Regions from separate parts of the Homo sapiens genome. Here all the other regions are linked to region 1. A link is an interaction called in ENCODE POLR2A ChIA-PET data of the cell type or tissue named here. Cell type or tissue: PC-9. All regions are shown on one strand. Each heading gives the region's core, and the rest is flanking DNA. Links, peaks and the distances in the headings are about the cores only.

What was found. Peaks named below come from ENCODE experiments on the same cell type or tissue, not always from the same donor. Only the 100,000 strongest peaks of a DNase experiment are listed, where the experiment ranks them.
Region 2: POLR2A ChIA-PET joins it to region 1 with 7 read pairs; 9 of 35 experiments call an interaction of 5 or more read pairs at or near these places.
Region 3: POLR2A ChIA-PET joins it to region 1 with 6 read pairs; 2 of 35 experiments call an interaction of 5 or more read pairs at or near these places.

The regions. Positions count from the first base shown.
Region 1 is chr22:38,234,323-38,239,746 of GRCh38, forward strand. The region is part of intron 3 of TMEM184B (transmembrane protein 184B); the gene reads right to left. Among named protein-coding and RNA genes, the nearest start is that of TMEM184B-AS1, 5.7 kb to the left of the region's middle. In PC-9, for the core only: a CTCF peak has its summit at 2,550; a DNase peak (open chromatin) is centred at 2,659; H3K4me3 peaks cover 688 bases; H3K27ac peaks cover 2,500 bases.
Region 2 is chr22:38,322,650-38,328,073 of GRCh38, forward strand. All of the region lies in intron 5 of TPTEP2-CSNK1E (TPTEP2-CSNK1E readthrough), which reads right to left. Among named protein-coding and RNA genes, the nearest start is that of CSNK1E, 7.9 kb to the left of the region's middle. RefSeq lists enhancers at 1-416, 1,796-2,308, 2,309-2,819, 4,867-5,378 and a silencer at 2,975-3,269. In PC-9, for the core only: no CTCF peak of the experiment used is centred there; no DNase peak of the experiment used is centred there.
Region 3 is chr22:37,956,338-37,961,761 of GRCh38, forward strand. POLR2F (RNA polymerase II, I and III subunit F) reads left to right here. Exons shown (of 5, transcript NM_021974.5): 2 at 436-505; 3 at 3,009-3,139. Among named protein-coding and RNA genes, the nearest start is that of POLR2F, 5.4 kb to the left of the region's middle. In PC-9, for the core only: no CTCF peak of the experiment used is centred there; no DNase peak of the experiment used is centred there.

The sequences.
Region 1 (5,424 bases), core at 1,547-4,046:
GCTCATGTGAGGGAACCGAGGCCTTCAGCTGACAGCCAGCATCAACTGCCAGGCACACAAGGGAGTGAGCCTTCAGGTGATTTGCCCCAGCCTTCACGCTCTCCTGCCAAGGCCCAGAGGTCATGGAGCAGGGACAAACTATCTCCCCTGCACCCAGTCCAAATTCTTGACCTATAATATCCATGAAGAAACTGGATGGTTGTTTTACACTAGTGTGTTTTGGCAGTAGTTATTTGCACAGCCATGGTAAGTGGAATACAGATAAAACCATGACTGAAGCTCCTGGGACGTGCTGTGATCACTCACGCCTGCATGCAATGGTACATTCTGGTCCCTCTGCTCACCGCAGAGGCAGACCCCACTGAGATGCCGCCTCTTCTGTCCTGCACCCTGCTTACTTCACACATCACCCCTCTCTGGGCTCTGCCTGATCCCTCCGGCACAAAAGCAACATTAAGTAAGGTAAAGAGCCATGGGCCCTGGAGACAGCCTGCCTTGGTTGTGAACTGTGGTCCCACCTCTTAGGAGCTGTGTGGCCTCAGGCAAGTGTCTTAAGCGCTCCATGCCCGAATCTCCTCATCTGTAAGCGGGATAACTCCTCCCTTGGTGGGGTCAGGGGCTGTGAACGTGCAGAGCCTTAGATGAGCTGAGGGCACAGTCAAGAGTCCACGGTGTGTTACCTACTGCTTTTTCCAGACTGTAAACTCCTTGCAGGTAGAATGCAGTCCTACCTCCAATGACTACCGGAGGGCCTGGCAGCTACAAACATGTCATCAACACTGAAGGAAGGAATGGACAGACGTACATGGACCATCTCCCCAGGGGAGCCTGCCATGACAACAGGCTCAGGCAGGGCAGGAGGGGACACCCCACTCTCATTCCAACACTGGAGGAGCTCCTCTCAGAGGCTGGCCCCAAGACTATCAGCTTTCCAGTCTCGAACAACAAAACCCTCCAGGGAAGCCACAGGGGCCCCAGGCCCATAAGCCCTCTCTATCTGGAAGCTCCCTCCCGGGAGAGCCCATCCCTGCAGTCCTCTCCCAAGAAAGGCTTGGCATCTGGGCTCGTGTCCTTTCCTGCATCAAAACACATGTCAGCAGTCAGCACACTTTTGAATTACGTGGCCGAGGTCCCTCCGTAACCGGCTCTGCACACAACTGATCAGAATCATCAAATGTCATCATCCCTCTCAGTTCAAGATTCTTGACCTTTTGGAGGTGCTCTGGGGCCAGCCAGTCTGTAAAGTACCAATTTGCTGACAGTTCCCTTTAAACAATCATTAGTGAGTCGATAATGGACTCCCTAATTCTTGGAGAAGATGAGACAGAATCTCCTCAGACGTGACGCAACCGGCCCAAGCCTGGCCCCACTGACCAACTGGACACATCAGTCTCCCTCCTGGAAAGTACAGAGCCATGTGAAACACCACCTCCAACATCTTAGCAAAGGTGTTTAAAATGGAAAACTCAACACATCCCCTGGAAACAAATAAAAGATGCGTGCGTGGATGTAAGAAGAGCGGAGAAGCTGAGACGGGGCTGGAGGGAGGTGCTTGACCGGGAAGCTCACTGCCCACCGCCCTTCCCACCACGGCTCCAGTACCAGACCCCTGGAGAGGCCTCGGAGACACACAATGACTCTACATCTCCCTAAATATCTACCACAGCTGGTGTGCCAGGCTCTGTGCTAAGCCCTCTCATAAATGACCAAGGAGCCCTCAGGCCAAGTCCAGAGGGCAGCAACCAGCGTGAGGGACCGGAGGGCCTCTCTCTCCTGGCCTGGACAATCAGGCTGTGTCTTCTCTGGAGGGTTTTGTCTTTGGAGACTGGAAAGTTGATGGCCTTGGGGCCAGCCTCTGGGAGGAACTCCTCCATCGTTGGAATGAGAGTAGGCTGTCCGCTCCCCACCCCCATGCCCCATCTGGAACTTTCTGCTCCATTCTAGACACCACATCTCAAACTAGAGACAAATGCACAGTATCAGGAGAGAAGGACCAGGATGAACACAAAACAAGGACTGTGCTGGGGACGAGAAGACATCAGGGGTCACTCTCTTAATAGACGTGACAACCACCTTCTTCCCAGGGGCAGATGGGACTCCCAGGGGCAGATCCCAGAAGGACTGCAGCTCAATATACTCAATATACGAAACCATTTCCTTTTTTTGTTTTTTTTTTCTTGATGCAGGATCTCACTCTGTTGCCCAGGCTGGAGCACACAGATGCGATCACGGCTCACCGCAGCCTTGACCTCCCAGGCTCAATCAATCTTCCCACCTCAGCCTCCTGAGTAGCTGGGACTACAGGTGTGGGCCACCATGCCTGCCTAATTTGTGTTTTTTGTTTTTTTGTAAAGACAGAGTTTTACCATGTTGCCCAGGCTGGTCTTGAACTCCTGGGCTCAAGTGATCCGCTGGTCTCAGCCTCCCAAAGTGCTGGGATTAAGGGCATGAGCCACTGCGCCTGGCCTATAAGAAACCATTTCTAACGGGCAGAGTCCAGAGGTGGAAGTCGTGAGCTTGCTGCCAACAGAAGCAATCAGGCTGGGTAACCCCTCAGCAGACTTTCTAAAGCAGTCCCTTCCAAACCCGAGGCTCCAGGCTTCTCCCTCGTGACTTTCCTGTCCCTTGTGGATCCTGTTATTCCTGTTTGTCGCCCTCCCAAATGCTGCTTCTGACCTCTCCTCTACTGGCTTCTTCTGAATGGCCTTCTTTCCTATTGGCAGCTCCTTGAGCCTGGGTAGGAAGCTGTAGGCCAAGAGACTGCTCCCCACCCAGCCTCTCAGCTGCCCCGTGACCTAATAAATGCTACAGGACCCAGCAGTTGTAAGGCTCTACATGTTCACATCCCCCCGCAACGGCCACCCTCATTCCCCCACAAGGAAGGAGTTATCCCCGCTTACAGATAAGGAAATTCAGGCATGGAGCACCTAAGACACTTACCCCAAGAGCCCCCGGGCTTTGAGAAAAGACTCAGTACTTGCCCTCTCACGTTTCTGCGTGCAGCTCCCAGGGTCAGGAGGCAGACACACTCATATAACTTGCTATAACTTCAATACACACTCGCTGTGTGCCTACTGTGTGCCACACACTGCGTGCGGGACCCCGATGACCCTGGGCACACTGGGCCATTCTAAGCTCACCCCCTGTGCACACCTTCAGCGCCTAAAGCTGGCCTCATGGCCCAGCCTTCTGCTGCAGAGAAACACTCTGGTTACTTGGAAAGACTGGGGGCATTCTGTATTTCAGATAACGGGTGGATGAGCCTGGAAAAGTTAATTTTGCCCACTTTGGGCAGAAATCTTCTCTGCTCAGAAAATAGGGGCCTCAGAACGTTCTTATGCCTCTTTTCAGTGATGGGTGATCATCCTGGACAAGAATGGGCACAGTGTGTTGCAACCAAGGGGGCAGGGGTCTGCGTGGTACAAGTGACCCCAGACTCTAAGCTGTGCCAAATGGTTCCTCTTCTCCTCCCTACTGTCTTTTTTTTTTTTTTTTTAGACGGAGTTTCGCTCTTGTTGCCCAGGCTGGAGAGCAATGGCAATGGCGCGATCTCACTGCAACCTCTGCCTCCTGGGTTCAAGCAATTCTCCTGCCTCAGCCTCCCGAGTGGCTGGAAGTACAGGCATGCGCCACACGCCTGGCTAATTTTGTATTTTTAGTAGAGATGGGGTTTCTCCATGTTGGCCAGGCTGGTCTCGAACTCCCGACCTTAGGTGATCCACCTGCCTCGGCCTCCCAAAGTGCTGGGATTACAGGTGTGAGCCACTGCGCCCAGCCCCCTCGCGGCTTTTTTATCCTCTGCTGATCATGCTTATTCCTGCTTCTTTCTGCCCTGAATGCTGTTTCTGACCTCTCTTCTACTGGCTTCTTCTGAATGTCTTTCTGCACTTGGATCTATCAACTTCTTTTTTTTTTTTTTTTTTGAGACAGAGTCTCTCGCTGTCGCAGGCCGGAGTGCAGTGGTGCGATCTCGGCTCACTGCAACCTCCGTCTCCTGGGTTCAAGCGATTCTCCTGCCTCAGCCTCCTGAGTAGCTGGGACTACAGGCATGCACGACCACGCCCAGCTAATTTTTGTATTTTTAGTAGAGATGGGGTTTCGCCATGTTGGCCAGGATGGTCTCGATCTCTTGACCTCACAATCCGCCCACCTTGGCCTCCCAAAGTGGTGGGATTATAGGCGTGAGCCACCGCGCCTGGCCACTATCGAGGTCTTATAATCCTTGGCTCTATCTGCAAGAGCCACAGCCAGCCAGGGAGTCCTTCTGGCAGCAAACTGGCCTCTGGCTCTTGTGTGGCCCTGCACCTGCGGCCCTCGGCTGTGCTCACCCCGGTTGGACAGTGAATGAAGCATCATTCTCTGTTGCTGTCATGCATTCAAATCTCTTTCCCTAACAGGAGTTCACACTTTTCCAGGGGAGAAACTTGTCCTGTCCTCTCTTTCACCATGCTGGCACAGAGCCCTAGGATTCAGAGACCCAGCTGCAAGTTTGGCCTTTGGCCATTACAAGATCTGGGTCACTCTGGACAAGTTTCAGAGCCTATTCAAATTTTTTTCACATTTGTAAATGGGGATAATATATATACTCTGCCAGGTACTTGGGAGGTGAGAATGAGCTAACAGTGATGAAAAACACGTGGGAAAACTGTGAAATGCCACGCAAACATTCCTAACAAACAGCAACTGCATAAAGCGACATACGGACACCGCCTCCTGCCTCTGAACCCCAAGGCCCTGTGCCTCTGATCACAGAACTCCCCAGCACTGTCTCAGAGTTGTCTTTATGGCCCACCCCCAACCCCACAATCAAACACTGAATGCATATGGGGGGTGGTTCCCACCCTGCCCCCATCTGCCTGCCCCTCCACACCCTCTGGTGACACATGCCAGCACTATGAATTCCAGCCCTCGCAGATGGTACGTGGCACTAAGCCCTCTTCCAAGACTCAGCCCTCTCTTTGAGAACAGGAAGCACTAGTCACAGGGTTCACAGGCTAAACACACACTTATCTCCACTATCCCCCTCCTCGCCCTCCTAACGCCACTGAAATGAGAAGGAATGAGGGTGGGGTGGGGAGCAAACCTTCAAGGACAAGAGGAGTGGCAACAGCCAAGCGACATCAACAAAGCTCTGAACGCCACATGCCCACCGCTCCATGGTCACCGAGTGGCGGATGGTTGGGGGTGGGGGTGGGAGTCAGAGCCCTAGGAAAAATCAGCACTGCACATGCCAGGCAGCTCTGGTGGCTGTGGGTGAGGGTGCAGACGCAGAAGCTGGTTAAAAGTCTCCACGTGGAGCCACTGCATTACAAGTTTCAACAGAGGCTGAGACAGCTCTATCCTCAGAACACGGTCCAGCTGAGGGCAGTAATGGGACAACTTGGAGAAAATCCAAAGACTAAGCCTGAATACGAAGGGCGAGAG
Region 2 (5,424 bases), core at 1,355-3,854, 88 kb after region 1:
CAACCTCCGCCTCTCGGGTTCAAGCGATTCTCCTGCCTCAGCCTCCCGAGTAGTTGGGATTATAGGCATGTGCCACCACGCCCGGCTAATTTTGTATTTTTAGTAGAGACAGGGTTTCTCCATGTTGGTCAGGCTGATCTTGAACTCCCGACCTCAGGTGGTCCACCCGCCTTGGCCTCCCAAAGTGCTGGGATTACAGGCATGAGCCACCGGGCCGGGCCGGGCCTCTGCTGCCTGTCTCTTTTTCTCCTGGCCTGTATCACTATTTAACATGCTCTGTAGGGAACTCCACATCACTATCTAACATGCTCTGCAGGGAATTTTTATTTTTTTGTCTGCATTCCTTACTTTGGGGTCTAAGCTGCATAAAGGGAAGGAGTTAATGCTATTTTGGGCACCACTGTATCACCAATATCTAGGATCTATTCCAGCACATAGGAGGTATTTAACAAAGATTTGCTGGATGAGTGAATGAATGGACGGTGAGGAGACAGCCTCCTGATCTCTGACCAACTCCAAGTGCTGTCACCCACCATTCGCCAGGCTCTTTAGAGACACGTGGCCTGTACTGACGAGGTCAGCTCTCACTGCACCCTCGGGGGCTGGGGCTGGGGGTGGCCTGCCAGGGTCTGTGCCCTTAACCACTCTCCCAGGCTAACGGAAGAAATAGTTTCTTTTGGCTGGGCGTGGTGGCTCACGCCTGTAATTCTAGCACTTTGGGAGGCTGTGGTGGGCGGATCACCTGAGGTCAGTAGTTCCAAGACCAGCCTGGCCAACATGGTGAAACCCTGCCTCTACTAAAAACACAAAAATTAGCCAGGCGTGGTGACTCACGCCGGTAATCCCAGCTACTTGGGAGGCTGAGACAGGAGAATCGCTTGAACCCGGGAGGCGGAGGTTGTAGTGAGTTGAGATCGCACCACTGCACTCCAGCCTGGGCGATGAGTGAGACTCCGTCTCAAAAAAAAAAAAAAAAAAAAGAAATAATTTCTTTTTTTCTTTTGAGATGGAGTTTCATTCTTGTTGCCCGGGCTGGAGTGCAATGGTGCGATCTCGGCTCACTACAACCTCCGCCTCCCAGGTTCAAGTGATTCTCCCGCCTCAGCCTCCCAAGTAGCTGGAATTACAGGCATGTGCCATCACGTCTGGCTAATTTTGTATTTTTAGTAGAGATGCAGTTTCACCATGTTTGTCAGGCTGGTCTCGAACTCCTGACCTCAGGTGATCCACCTGCCTCAGCCTCCCAAAGTGCTGGGATTACAGATGTAAGCCACCATGCCCCGCTGTGGACATGATTTCAAGAAAAGCCCTAGGTGTCCCCCATCAGGCTCCTGCCCCTGAACCCATCCGCTACAGAAGGAACTGTGGACTCCAGTTGGGAGAGCTACAAGCTTCATTTATTCCACTCTACTGCTTTTTTCATTTTGTGTTTGTTTCTTTGTTTTTTAGAGACAGGGTCTTGCTCTGTCACCCAGGCTGGAACTTAGTGGCATGATCATAGCTCACTGCAGGCTCGAAATCCTGGACTCAGGCGATCCTACCACCTTAGCCTCCTGAGTAGATGGGACTATAGGTGTATGCCACCATCACAGGCTAATTTTGTTTTTTGTTGTTGTTGTTGTTTTTTGGTGAGCGGGAGATTTACTCTTGTTGCCCAGGCTGGAGTGCAATGGTGTGATCTCGGCTCACCGCATCCTCCGCCTCCCAGGTTCAAGCAATTCTCCTGCCTCAGCCTCCCAAGTAGTTGGGATTACAGGCATGTGCCACCACACCCAGCTAATTTTGTATTTTTTTTTAGTAGAGACGGGGTTTCACCGTGTTGCCCAGGCTGATCTCGAACTCCTGACCTCAGGTGATCCGCCCGCCTCAGCCTCCCAAAGTGCTGGGATTACAGGCGTGAGCCACTGCGCCCAGCCACAGGCTAATTTTGTTTGTTGTTTTATAGAGACAGGGTTTCTATGTTGCCCAAATGGGGTCACTACATTGTTTGGGCTGTTCTCGAATTCCTGCCCTCAAGTGATCCTCCCCCATCAGCCTCCCAAAGTGCTAGGATTGAAGGCGTGAGCCATCATACCTGGCCCCCCTCCACTGTTTTACAGATAGAGACACTGAGGCCCAATGAAGGAATGAGCCTTGTCCAAGGTCACAGGCAGCATGTGATGGCAGCTCCACATGGTTAAGGAGCTAGCTTCAAATAGCATTCTGCGACCAGGCACGGTGGCTCACACCTGTAATCCTAGCACTTTGGGAGGCTGAGGCAGACGGATCACCTGAGGTCAGGAGTTCAAGACTAGCCTGGCCAACATGGAGAAACCCTGTCTCTACTAAAAACACAAAAATTAGCTGGACATGGTGGCGTGCGCCTGTCATCCCAGCTACTCGGGAGGCTGAGGCAGGAGAACACCTGAACCTGGGAGATGGAGGTTGCAGTGAGCCGAGATCCCGCTATTGCACTGCAGACTGGGTGACAGAGCAAGACTCTGTATCAAAAAAACAAAAACAACAACAAAAAAGAAGCTAGCTTCAAATAGTATTCTGCAGCCAGGCACCGTGGCTCATGCCTGTAATCCCAGCACTTTGTGAGGCCAAGGTGGGTGGATTGCCTGAGCTCAGGAGTTCGAGACCAGCCTGGCCAACATGGTGAAACCCTGTCTCTACTAAAAATACAAAAAAAAAAAAAAAAATTAAAAAATAAAAAATAAAAAACTAGCCTGGCATGGTATGGTGGTGGTGACTGTAGTCCCAGCTACTTGGGAGGCAGGAGAATTCCTTAAACCCAGGATGTGGAGGTTGCAGTGAGCTGAGATGGCACCACTGCACTCCAGCCTGGGCGATAGAGCAATAGAGGGAGACTCCTCTGTCTCCAAAACAAAAAAACAAATAGTATCCTCCCATTTTGTAACAGTGTGACACTAGGCAAGTTCCTAAAATTCTTGAGTCTCATTTGTAAAATGGGGATAATATAAATCACAAAAACAATGTAGCCCAGAAGCAGCCCTGAGTAAGAGGAAGATGCTTACATTACAATGTTGCTATTCTTAGGAGCCGAGCAGAGTTCAATGCAGGGCTCCTGACTTGGGCTCCTCTGAGCACCTGAGCCCTGCAGGCTGTATCCCCCGCCTCTCCTTTCCTTTTGTCACCCTTCCTCTGGAGGGGCCACCGCCAGCCCCTTCTACGGTGGGAGTTGGAGATATGCAAACCTAGTTGGGCCCAGGGGAGCTGCTAGCCTTGCCCATCTTGGTCTTGGCTCTCGAAGGCCCCGGTGGGAAGCTTCTCAGGGTCCTCCCCTTTTCAGGCCCTGTTCATGGAGAGTCTGTGGCCCACAGGCTCCAGAGGTTCCCCCGCCCCCAGCCCTGCCAGCCTGAAGATGCTGTCCTGGGGCACTCTCCTCTCCTTACCCAGCTAGGCCTTGGCTCTTTGTCCCCAGACCCTTCCATGACATCCTACCCACCCCTCACTATTCCCAGGGCACAGCTTTGGCCCCAGGCTCTCTTTTCAGGCACTTCTTCCAGGGAACCTCACCACTGGGCCGTGCCCGGTCAGGTCACTCCTGCCAGGGCTTCCTCCCTCCTCTTCCATCTTCAGCGGAGAGGCAGCAGGGCAGGGTAGCAAGGTCTGGGTTTGGTCCCTGGTCAGTCTGAATTTCAGCGCGACCTTGGAGAATCCACAGCCCTTCTCTGAGGAGCTGGACAAAGTGAGTGCTAAAGCTCTCAGTCTCCCCAGCTGAAGCTAAGGGCAGGGCTGGATGGGCAAGGACCCTACACTCCACATCCCGGGCACTAAGCTGAGAAAGACCTTGAGGTGACAAATCTGGGCTCAGTGGGAAACGGCTCTCCCCGCACCCCTTACCCCCATATTCAAAACCTGAGCAGCTCCCATGAGCTCTACCTTCCAACTGGATTCTGAACCCAGCCACTCTTACCACGTGTGTCTTCCACTTGGCTACTACAGTGGCCTGTTAACCACTGAGATCTGACTGTGGCTACTGAAAATACACCAGTGGCTCCTTCTTCCCTTAGCATGAAATTCACATTCTTTCCCAGGGCCTGCTATGATCTAGCCCCTGCCTGCCTCAGACCCCATTTCAAACCTCACTCTCCCTCCCTCACTGTCTGTCATCTCACCATGCCTCAGGGCCTTTGCCTGGCTGTTCCTCTGCCTACAATGATCTCCCCAAATCCTCCATGACTGCCTCCTACTCAGGGCTCAGATCACAACTCAAAAGTCACCTCTGCACAGAAGCCCTCCTTGACTGGTCTTCAGTGGGCTTCCTTCCCCTCTGTCCTTCCTGTACTGGGGATATCCTGCTTTTTTTTTTTTTTTTTTTTTTTGATACGGAGTCAGTCTGTCGTCAGGCTGGAGTGCAGTGGCGCGATCTTGGCTCACTGCAACCTCCGCCTCCCAGGTTCAAGCGATGCTCCTGCCTCAGCCTCTTGAGTAGCTGGGATTATAGGCGCGCACCACCACGCCCAGCTAATGTTTGTATTTTTAGTGGAGACGGGGTTTCACCATATTGGTCAGGCTGGTCTGGAACTCCTGACCTCGTGATCCGCCCGCCTCGGCCTTCCAAAGTGCTGGGATTACAGGTGTGAGCCACCGTGCCTGGCCAGCTGCTTTATCTTCTTCATGGTACTTATGACTGGCTGAAACATTAACTTGTTCATTTTTAATGCTCTTAGGGTCTCTCCAAGACAGAGAAATCTCCCATAGGTGCTCCTGTGGGTACCCAACTGGTCATGGGTGCCCCGTAAATACTTGTGCAATGGTGATGTTGTGTGTGTGATCTCAGGGGTGAAGGCAGGGCCTGACACTTTCCATCCTGAGCCAGATGTTCCCTAACAGCCCTCCCTCAGGGCCACCTTGCCCCACCCATCCCTTCTCACGGTGGCTGCCTGTCCTCCTGCTCTGCTGGGGCCCTCTGTCCTCCTGCTCCACTCAGCATTCCCTGTGCTGTTGCAACTCCCAGAGGAGCCAGGAGCGCCTGTCACGTGTCCCCAGGAGCAGGGAGCACTACACAAATCCTTGGCATCCCCAAAGGGCCACCCGTGCCCGGCCTCCAGCTCACCTCTGCCTGCTTCCTTCCCTCAGCTTGGCCTGTCACCCCCGGCCCTATGGGCTCCTCTGACCCCTCTGCTCATCACAACATCCCTTGTTTGTGCTGCAGTCAACCAGCGCCCAAACCTGCTCCTTCTGTCCTCTGAGAAGCCAGGGCTTCCCGTTCCCAGCTCACACAACCACTCATTAGCTGGGCTCCGGGAATGAGGATGATTGCTGCGACTAATAATCCCGATGCCCACAGCAGCGCTCCTCGCTCGGCATAGTTGGTGCGACTCATCATCCTGCCACATCACACGTTCACCCACAAGCATTTCCTGATGCCAACTCCTTGCAGGGCCTCAGAGGTCTGCGCCGGCCCCAGCTTGC
Region 3 (5,424 bases), core at 1,427-3,926, 280 kb before region 1:
AGTGCTGGGATTACAGGCTTAATCCCAGAGCCACAATACAAAGCCACCATGCCCGGCCTCTGAATTTTTTTTTTTTTTAATTTTTCTTATTTATTTTGAGACAGGTTCTTGTTCTGTCACCCATGCTGGAGTACAGTGGTGCAATCTTGGCTCACTGCAACCTCCACCTCCTGGGTTCAAGCAATTCTTGTGACTCAGCCCCCCAAGTAGCTGGTATTACAGACATGTGCCACCATGCCCGGCTAATTTTTGTATTTTTAGTAGAGATGGGGTTTTGCCTTGTTGGCCAGGCTGGTCTTGAATTCCTGGCCTCAAGTGATCCGCCCACTTCAATCTCCGAAAGTACCAGGATTACAAGTGTGATCCACCGTGCCTGGCCCCTCTTTGATTCTTTTAAGTGATGCTCTAAGTAACTGATCTCTTCTTCCTGTACAGTTTTGATGGCGACGACTTTGATGATGTGGAGGAGGATGAAGGGCTAGATGACTTGGAGAATGCCGAAGAGGTCAGTATTCAGCCTCAGGCTCCCACCTCTGCAGCCCAAGCTGCCAAATCGTCTGACAGGTGATGATTAGCTGAATGTGTCTGCCTTCTATTTGTGGTCAAGGCCCCTGCCATAAGCATTCCCAGTTAGAGTGAGCTGTGTTCCAGTCTTGCATAGCAGAACAGCCCTGCAGGGTGGGCCTGAAAGCTTTTGTCCATGTGGTCCACAGCCTGTGGCTTCTGGGGCAGTTAGTTCACTGACAAGTTAAACGGTGCCTTCCTTCATTTGGCAAACATGTGTTGAATGTTTATTATATGCCAGGTGCTTTCTGCTGGGTGGGACTGCTTAAGGAGCAAAGGGAAGAGGTAAGCAGGGCTCAGATGAGGCAGTATTTTGTAGCCTAAAGGCAATGGGAAGCTACTGACAAACTTTGAGCCAGGGCACAGTCCAGGTTACATTTTAGAAAGTACATTCCTGCCTCGAGTAAGGAGTGAACTGGGGAAGGGCAAGAGTGAAAGGTGAGAGGCCTGTGGCTTGGACATAGGTGCTGGTAGTGCAGGTGATGAGAAGGCAGATAAAAGAGTTATTTCGGTGGGTTGGTTATGGGGCTGAGAAAGTGAGTGGTGACGAGGACGACTCTCAGGTTTCTGGCTTGAGCAACTAGGTGGATAGGTTGCCAGCCTCAAGAGGAAAGTAGGGCTTTCTGTCTTGTGTGACTGATGAGGGAAAAAATGCAGTTATGTTCTGGAGAGACATGGAGCCTTCTCTCTCTCTGCATGGCACTTTCAGATACCTTTTCACTTGAGTCAGATGCGTCCTTCTCCATCCTTCTGGTCCCCTTCCCATCCCTGTCATGTAGATTGTGCCTCCTAGATGTACTTCAGCCCTGTCTGCATTTTTCTACTCCTGGTGCCTTAACCTGGCTTAGATCTTATTGCTTTTCAGCCACATTCCTGCAGGAATTGTGTGGCTGGTTTTCCTGCTTCAGTCTCACTCCAGACTCTGCTCTGTGTGCTCTTCTCCTTTCAGCACCCTTTCTTACTTGCCCACATGCTCAGTTACTACTGGCTTTCCTAAATGGCCTCTCTGCTTCTGCCACTGCCCCCTGCAGAATATTCGCAACAGAGTATCCAGAGTGATCCTTTCTTTCTGTTTTTTGTTGTTGTTGTTGTTGTTTGTTTGCTTGTTTTAAATTAAGAAGTGGTGTCTTGCTACGTTGTCTAGGCTAGAGTACAATGGCTATTTTCAGGTGTGGTCATAGCGCACTACAGCCTTGAACTCCTGGGCTCAAGTGATCCTTCCAGTTCAGCCTCCTGAGTAGCTGGGACTGCAGGTTCTGCACCACCATGCCCAGCTCAGAGTCAACTTTTTTTTTTTTTTTTTTTGAGACGGGGTCTTGCTCTGTCGCCCAGGCTGGAGCGCAGTGGGGCGATGTTGACTCACTGCAAGCTCTGCTTCCCGGGTTCATGCCATTCTCCTGCCTCAGCCTTCTGAGTAGCTGTGACTACAGGCGCCCACCACCACGCCCGGCTAATTTTTTTTTTTTTTGTAGTTTTAGTAGTGACGGGGTTCACCGTGTTAGCCAGGATGGTCTCGATCTCCTGCCTTGTGATCCGCCCGCCTCGGCCTCCCAAAGTGCTGGGATTACAGGTGTGAGCCACTGCGCCTGGCCTGTTTACTTAATTCTTTATATACCACAGAATTTATTCTCTTGCCTACAATCCTCTACGCACCTTTTGTTCTAATTATTGTCCACAACTAGTTGTCCAAACCTCTTTCTCCTCTATGCCTTTGCATGTTGCCTCCTTCCTCATTGGTTTGACAGCTCCTGCTCATCCTTCTAGGTGAGCTCAAGCCTCATCCCTGGAGTTTTCCTAACCCCCAGTGTGAGTGAGGTGTCCCCACCTCCTCGGGAACTCTGTTGCACCCTTCATAGCACCTGCTCTGTTTACTCTTGTCTCCCCTTTAGACCATTAATTGAGAGCAGAAATTCCTAGCTTTCTTTCTCAGCATCTGTTAACAATATCTGGCTCAGGACAAATGCTTAGTAAGTAATTGTTAAATATTCCTGCCTTCACCTTGACTTTTCTAGCCACTTGGCCCATTGGCTCAGCTCCCCTATCTGAAAGATGGGAAGACTATTCCTAGCTTCCTGCTTAGGGTAATTTTTTTGTGCCAGGACCTCTTTTACAGGACCAACATTCTGATACCACCCCATCTCCAGGCCCTCTGCTCTCTTCTGGATGAGGCAGTTAGCTCTGGAATCTCAGACCTCCATTACCAGGTCTGAGGCTTGGTCAGGTTAGCTGACTTTCCAAGCCTCTGAAATGAGAACTGTAATCCCTGCCTCATAAGGTTATTGTAAGGATTACATGAGTTGTTAGGAAGCAGTTATGTGGTCCCCTGGCATGCAGTAAGCATTAACGGTGGCTGTAGCGAGAATTGTGATTGTTGTCATTATCACTCTCCCTGTAACCCAAAAGTGCCACCTGAGTCTTTCCCTCTTTTTTGTCTTGGTGTCCAGGAAGGCCAGGAGAATGTCGAGATCCTCCCCTCTGGGGAGCGACCGCAGGCCAACCAGAAGCGAATCACCACACCATACATGACCAAGTACGAGCGAGCCCGCGTGCTGGGCACCCGAGCGCTCCAGATTGCGTGAGTGATTGCCCCTTCACTGTCTTCTCCATCTGTCAGGCCACAGTAAGCTCTTGTACCGCTGATCTTTCCCAGCCTGGCACCTGAAAACAGACTCTCTGCTCTCACATTCCAAAAGTGGTGCCGTCCCTGCGTACCAGGCATTGAGCTAGTCCCCTGCCCTCAGGGAGCTTGTGATCTAATAGGAGAACTAGGACATGAACATCTGAGAAGTCAAGTAACAATATGGGAGAAAAACGATAAAAAAAAAAAAACAGAACTAGATGGTTGCGTGTCAGATTAGTGCAGCAAAAAAGGTGAATTCAGAGCCAATGTGTACCAGTGTAGTTTTTTTTTTTTTTTTTTGAGATAGAGTCTCGCTGAGTCACCTAGGCTGGAGTGCAATGGCACAATCTCAGCTCACTGCAACCTCTGCCTCCCAGGTTCAAGTGATTCTCGTGCCTCAGCCTCCCAGGTAGCTGGAATTACAGGCATGTGCCACCATGCCTAACTAATTGTTGTGTTTTTAATAGAGACGGGGTCTCGCCATGTTGCCTAGGCTAGTCTCGAACGCCTAGCTTCAAGTGATCCACCTGCCTCTGCCTCCCAAAGTGTTGGGATTGCAGGTGAGAGCCACCGCGCCCGGCCATGGTGGTTCTTTGTTGTTTTATTTTCCGAGTCAAGATCTCAATCTGTTGCCCATGCTGGAGCACAGGGGCCTGATCATGGCCCATTGCAGCCTCAAACTCCTGGGCTCAAGCAATTTTCTTTTCTTTTTTTTTTTTTTTGACAGAGTCTTGCTCTGTCTCCCATGCTGGAGTGCACTGGCCCAATCTCAGCTCAGTACAACCCCTGCCTCCCGGGTTCAAGCGATTGTCCTGCCTCAGCCTCCCGCGTAGCTGGGACTACAGGCGTCCACCACCACACCTGGCTAATTTTTGTATTTTTTCTTTTTTCTTTGAGATGGAGTCTCGCTCTATCACCCAGCCTGGAGTGCAGTGGCGCGTTCTCCGCTCACTGCAAGTGCTGCCTCCTGGCTTCACGCCCTTCTCCTGCCTCAGCCTCCAGAGTAGCTGGGACTACAGGCGCCCGCCACCGTGCCCAGCTAGCTTTTTGTATTTTTAGTGGAGACGGGGTTTCACCATGTTAGCCAGGGTGGTTGGTCTCTTTCTCCTGACCTCATGATCCGCCCGCCTCGGCCTCCCAAAGTGTTGGGATTACAGACGTGAGCCACCGTGCCCGGCTATTTTTGTATTTTTAGTAGAGACGGGGTTTCACCATATTGGCCAGGCTGGTCTCAAACTCCTGACCTTGTGATCCACCCGCCTTGGCCTCCCAAAATGTTGGGATTACAGGCGTGAGCCACCGTGCCCGGCCGGTGCAATTTTCTTTTTTCTTTTTTTTTTTTTTTGAGATGGAGTCTCGCTCTGTCGCCCAAGCTGGAGTGCCGTGGCGTGATCTCGGTTCACTGCAATATCCACCTCCTAGGATCACGCCATTCTCCTGCCTCAGCCTCCCAAGCAGCTGGGACTACAGGTGCCCACCACAACGCCTGGCTAATTTTTTTGTATTTTTAGTGGAGATGGGGTTTCACGGTGTTAGTCAGGATGGTCTCCATCTCCTGACCTTGTGATCCACCTGCCTTGGCCTCCCAAAGTACTGGGAGTACAGGCATGAGCCACCGCGCCTGGCCGGCTCAAGCAATTTTCTTGTCTCAACCTCCCAAGTAGCTTCAAGCTGGGATTACAGGTATGTGCCACTATGCCTGGCTTTGTATTTTTTGTGGAGATAGGGGTCTTGCTATGTTGCCCAGGCTGGTCTTGAACTCAGCCTCAAGTGATTCTCCTGCCTCAGCTCCCAAAGTGCTGGAGCTGGGATTACAAGCATGAGCAACCATTCCTGGCTTTAAGGTGGTTCTTGATGTGAGGTAGACTATGGCCAGTCCAGCAGAGTGGGGGGCCCTCCAGCTTGAAAGCACGCTAGAGAGATGAAAGCACAGAGCAGTGGTGGGGTTTTGGGGATTTGAAAATCAGCAAACTTCCCTCCTCTCCCACATTTGGGAGAATAAAGATTCAGGAGATAGAGTAGACAGGTGGAGATGCGAGTGTCCAATGAGTGCAGATGTGTTAGCCATAGGCAGTGCAGGCCTTCAGATGCCTGCTAAGGTTTGGGGCAGACTGGAGAACAGACTGGAAGCACCCTCTGCCAACAGATGGCTTTGAGAAAGCAGGGACTTTCAAAGAGGCTGGGCCACAGATGCCTGCTTTTTTTCCCCCCAGGCTCACCTGTCAGAATAGTTCCTCCTC